2 separate regions of the Mus musculus genome follow, and region 1 is linked to region 2. The links are chromatin loops, found by intact Hi-C in ENCODE. Cell type or tissue: left cerebral cortex. All regions are shown on one strand. Links, peaks and the distances in the headings refer to the core of each region. The heading gives the core; the rest is flanking DNA.

What was found. Peaks named below come from ENCODE experiments on the same cell type or tissue, not always from the same donor. Only the 100,000 strongest peaks of a DNase experiment are listed, where the experiment ranks them.
Region 1: it touches region 2 in a loop (6-fold over the local background); 3 of 42 quality-filtered maps call a loop at or near these places.

Annotation. Positions count from the first base shown.
Region 1 is chrX:16,682,349-16,685,276 of GRCm38, reverse strand. Maoa (monoamine oxidase A) reads right to left here. Exons shown (of 15, transcript NM_173740.3): 13 at 1,202-1,313; 14 at 233-295; 15 at 1-45. Among named protein-coding and RNA genes, the nearest start is that of Maoa, 64 kb to the right of the region's middle. In left cerebral cortex, for the core only: a CTCF peak has its summit at 1,143; no DNase peak of the experiment used is centred there.
Region 2 is chrX:16,449,429-16,452,356 of GRCm38, reverse strand. No RefSeq gene overlaps it. Among named protein-coding and RNA genes, the nearest start is that of Cypt1, 72 kb to the left of the region's middle. In left cerebral cortex, for the core only: a CTCF peak has its summit at 1,436 (motif pointing left); a DNase peak (open chromatin) is centred at 1,487.

The DNA.
Region 1 (2,928 bases), core at 101-2,600, 230 kb before region 2:
GTTCCTCTCTAAGAAGGTGTGGGTAATTTCAAGAGCTGGAACATCCTAAACAGATGAACACAGATCATTAATAGAAATTCTTGCTATAGTTAAAAGAAACAAAGCCTATCTGTAGTAGTATGTATTTCTATGCTAAGACAGTTGCATCTATAGTAAAAGCAGAGGCTAAATGAAGGACAGTGCAATTTTATGTGCTGTAGTTGGTCTGTAGATATGGAGTAATCAAACTTACCTTGGACTCAGGCTCTTGAACCCATATATCCTTCTTGGCAACTTTTCCTAGAGCATTCAAGACCTGAAAGAAAGTGATTACAGCATTATACTGTGACATTATATACTGTTAACAGATTCAAAATCATATTAAACATTGGTGAACCCACAGGTGGGTGGCAAAGAAATGCATACATAGCATACATAGACTATCAGTATCAAGAAATAGATGCATGAATGGATAAAGAAATTTTGTTATTCATATACAATGAAAGATTATTCAGTTTTAAATAAGAGTGAAATCCTGTCAATGTGACAACATGGATGAGTTTAGAGGACAACACAATCATAAATGAAATCTGCCATGCTTAGAAAGACAAATAGTACATGCTATCCATTATACACAGAAGGCAAGTAAGTGGATCCTATAGAAATGGAGAAAACAACAGAGGGTACCAGAAGCTAAGAAATGTACCAGAGAGTAAGGCTACTGGGACTGGATAATAAATATCAAAATATAATTCATTGGGTGGAATAAATTCTAACATTCTATAGCAATAGAATGGGTTACTAAAGATAATCACAATTTACTATGTAATTCCAAAGAGCTAGAAGAAAGGATTTGAATATTTCAAAGAAATGATAGATATATGATGTGAAGGAGATGATAATGATCTTGATTTGACCACTGTATACTACACACAGGCATCAAAATTTTGTGTACTCCACATATGTGCACAATTGTGTCAATGAAATAGCCCAAATATCTAGTTTCTTTCTGTATAGTTTCTTTCTGTATATTTTATCTTTCTGTAAAGATAAAATAATCAGAAAGATCAGATGACAAAAATGTTTCTTATAGGGCTGGAGCTATAGCTCACTGGAATAACCCATACCTCTCATGCATGCCACCTTCAGTTCAATTCCCAGTACTGCTGCCCATGATGAAATTACAATTGAAAAAGGAGTACACCTTAGTTTCCTTCCTTACCTCTCTAGCTGCTCGTTCTCCAGCTTCAACTGCACCTTCCATGTAGCCACTCCACTGTGTTGCTGTCTCTGTGCCTGCAAAGTAAATCCTGCCTACTGGCTGCCGAATCACCCTTTAAAGAAAAAAAGATGTCACATAGTTACATGGGAAGGTGCTGAGGGGAAATTATCCAATCACTCCCCACCTTCATTTACTCCACAAAGGGAAGGGAAACTAATCAAGGAGGAAATGCCAGTGTCTCATCCCAAAGTAAAATGCAGTTCTTTGTTTCCTGGACCCATGCACAAGGATCTGAACCTGGGGGAAGCAGACTAAGTTTATTCATCACTAAAGAGGATGCTGACCTATTTTCAGCCAGCTAGTCAGCCTATGAGAACATGAATTCAACTCCTTAGTTAACATCTCACAGTTATATTCCCTATTTATAGCCCATTGTATTCATTATATTGCCTTCTATTCAAGATAATACACATCCTCAGATTTGGGTCATGAAGCATTTTTTAGGACAACAAAAGAGATTGTAATGGCAAGAGGGAAGATATAGACACTGTCATTTCTGGCAGAAGAGAGACCCCAGGAAGTCTATGAAGTAAGTAGTCCTGAAATAATATAATGTAATGTGTAAATTTCTCTGAACATTTATGGGGACTAGCTAAGGGTGAGCAAATAGGTTCTTTCTATAAGAAAATTCTGATATACAGGACCAAAGAAGAGATAGATTCAATGGGTAACTCTCTACCTTAATCTTCTTGGTGTTATCTTTGCCACTCCTGTGGCTCCTCTAAACTGTCCCAGCCCAAAGCCTTCATCTCAACCCACTGGCATTCCTATTTCCAATTCAAGACTCTTGTGCCTCATTTCCTCGTTAATTCTATTTATATCATCTAGACCTGTACTGAGACTCCAGAACTAGACCCATTGATCAGTTTTGTTATTACTAACACTAGATGTTTGATTCTGTTAAGGAAGAAAAAGCTAAACAACAAGCTCTTGAAAGTACAGGTAAACAAGTGCTGCTTCTTTCTCTATGAACAGATGTAACCTGATGCTTACATTCTAGATTTGGTCCTCTAGAAACTTCATAAAGTTGTGATGTGACCACATAATATACTATTTGCTGAAAAAGTCACCTTTTCCCCCACCCCTCAGTAATAACTATATCCAGATGGGGAGAATTATGAAGGAACTGTAAATGCCTGGTAGAATGCTATCATTTTAGGCTTCTTTCTGTGTTCTATCTATTTCTGTGATACTGAGCAAGTGGGATACTATATCCTATGTCTGTAAGACAAAGTAATAATGTATGTGAAACAAGGTTTCTAAGTAGAGGTAGACTCCCAGGCCATGTAGATCTCCTTGTACCTCAGCTGTAGACACTGAGAATTCTTCCCTCTTAAGAGAAATATCTGATGTTCCTCTGTTGACAAGACATATGTATTGAATACATGCAGACAGTGTCCTTCTGTGTATACTAGTACTAGAGTATAGGGTAGTCCTGTGAGACTAAATGTTGAGGTAAGCTCAAAAGGCTTCCCAAAAGACAATGTAGTTGTCCTAATTTCACAAATGCTGCTGACAACTGCAATCTTACCTAGCACACTGATACTACTCTTTGTGTTGACATCCATTTTCCTGGGGACACCTACCCAGTCACAGGGTGACTATTTTTCTGGGGATTACAATGAATAACACTGCCTATTTGCATGGTTCTTATGAAATGTAGATTG
Region 2 (2,928 bases), core at 115-2,614:
CTGGGAAGAGGGAACCTGAATTGAAGAATTGCCTCCATAAGACTGGCCTACAGAAGGGCCTGTGAGGTATTTTCTTGATTAATAATTGAAATGTAAGTGCCAAACCTACTTGGGGTGTGACACCCTGGGCAGGTGGTCTTGGGGTATGTACAAAAGCAAACTGAACAAGCCCCAAAGACCAAGTCAGTAAGTAGTGTTTCTCTTTGGGCTCTGATTCTACATCTGCTTCAGGTTTTTATCCTGACTCCTTCAGTGATAGACTGTGATGTAGAAGTTTAAGCCAAATCATCTCTTCTTCCACCAGGTTGCTTTTGGTCACTCTTTTGTCACAGCAACAGAAAATAACTAACACAGTGTGTTTGTGAGGGTACTTAACTAAGAAGCTTAACAATCCCTCTAAATGTGGGTGGCCCTATTCCATGAGCTGCAGTTCAAACCCAAATACAAAGGAGAAATGAACAGTACACCACTGGCCAGTCATCTTCTTTCTGATTATTGGTGCAAAGTAATCAGCCATTGAAAAGCTCTGTCACCATGCCTTCTGTACCACGACTTCACACTGATATTTGTATGCTGAAATTGTGACCAAAACCAAACTCTTTATCATTCATTACGTTGTTTTGTTAGATGTTTGTCACAGCAATGAGAGAGATAACTAACATATGTTGTATATTAGACAAGGTCCTAGCAACATCACATGACCCACATCATTTAGGATAACTTAAGAAAGGATTATTTACAAAGAGTTTAAAGAATAACATTTGGATGGGATGAAGAACACTTTTACCAGTACAGGAGACAACAGCATCTAGATATCAGAAGAGACGATGGATAGCAGCAGCTGCTGTCAGTGAGAGTGAGAGCTTAGAGCAGACCCTTTTGGAGGAAGAGCTTTCTATAACAGCTCCTGGTTGAGGCAACATTATAGAGAGGAATAAATGGGAGCAAAGGCCTATGCACATGTACCTTTCTCTTGAAACCAGAGGACAACAGAGCTTCTGAATATTGTCCTGGGATCCAGGCTCTTAGGGGCTATAACGAAAAGGGAAGAAAGTGAATCTAAATCTGGAGGACAAAGAAAAAGACAAGCATAGGCATCGTTCCCAAATCTTAGTTCCCTTGGTTTTCCTATTGTTTTTCTTAGTGGAAGTTCATTAAGCAAAATATGTGATGTCTCAAGGGAAGTCATTATTCTGATCCAGATGTCCAGAGTCAATGAGTTTAACTGGCCAAGTTTGCTTTTATCTTTCCTTTGGAATTGGGCACTCTGGAAGTGACTTTTGATCCTGCTATACATCTCTTGGCCCCAGGTATGTTAAACTAAACTGGGATCAGTCCTGAATCAAGGTGGGGGCCTAGCTTTGAAAATAATTTTTATTCTTTCTTTTAGAATATCCAGCCATATTTTTCTGCCAGATAGTCTTTTGCTGCCACCTTCTGGCAGCCTGTCACCACAGTGCAGACTTGTTAGAATATTGAATGAAATGGCTCCTCCCATGCAGAGGCTGTCCCAGGAAGACGTTGGTAAGCAGGGTGAAAACTGAACCTTGCTCACAAATAAAGAGGTCCAGGTGGCCTGTGTCTCACGTTAATTACAGAGAAAGCCAACATAGACTGCAGAGCCCTAATCTGAATATCTGAGATGGTCTAAAATTGGAACTGTTTTGTGTACTAACATGGAGCTACAGAGGGAAAATTCAGCATCTGGCTTCTTAGGAAGGGTTGTGAGCAAAACTCAAACATGTAAAATATCATATAGGATTACAAGAGGCTGGAGATGTAGCTCAGTGAAAGAGAACTTTCCTAGCAAGTGTAAGGCCCAGTGTACAATTCATTATTCAGTAAACAAATAACAGACATTCTGGTTATGGATATAAGATGTGGATGAATCATAAATGAATTTTTCAGATTTGGTTCCCTCTTTAGGGTAGCTAATGTACATACAAATATTTAATAATAAATTCATAACATTTCTGTCCCAAGAAGTTTGGTTTTGGGAACTCAAGTGGCAGAATAGAATTTTTTTTAGATAATTTCTTTTTGAAAAATTAATTATAAGTTACCATGCAAAGTGACACAAAGTAATCTATTACTTTCCTTCGTTGCCATTCATCCCCCTTGCTCTGTGTCCTCTTTTGTCCTTTCTACCCTCCTCTTCCTTCTTTGAAATGCTACTGTCTTCTGCTTCTCTGTCACAAGAGTTCCATTATCCCCTCCCTTTACTCCCAACATATCCTCTTCTTCTCTTCATGATCTCCCAACACACACATTTAATCTTAAATTCTTTCCATGAAAGAAAATGTGACATTTGTCTGAACCTGGCTTGTTTTCCTTGACAAAGTGGACTCTAGTTCAAATGTCATGGTTTCAGGTTCTTTTTAATCTGAGAAAATTTCACTGTGTGAACAAGGCTCATGTTGTTTAATTGTGCCATGTAACTTGTCTGCAGTGTACAATCCTCTTTCTGTTGCTTTGCTTGCAGCTGGGATTACAGGCCTGTGCCACCAGGCCTAGCTATGTAGTTATTTATATAGTTTTTTTTGTTGTTGTTTGTTTTGCTTTGCCTTGAAATTACAGCTACCCTCCTGCTTCATCCTCCCAAGTGCTGGGGACATTTTTGAATTTTAGTTAGCGAACCTTAAACATTGGCTTCATCCTGTCATGCTGAATCTATGGCCCTCTGTTCACTTCTACCCTGACTCCTCTCTACAGCTGCAAAACAAATGAAGGCTATCTCTCTGTCACAATTGAGCAGATGCTCAAAGGAGAAGAACTGACTTACAGTGTATTTAATTTAATGGATTTTTTTTTTTTGGTAGCAAAACACATACAATGTAAGTGTGACAATGTAACCATTTGTTTTATATTCTTTGTTTTGTGACAAACTCTCATCCTGCAACTTAGGTTAGTCTATAATCAAACTGGAAG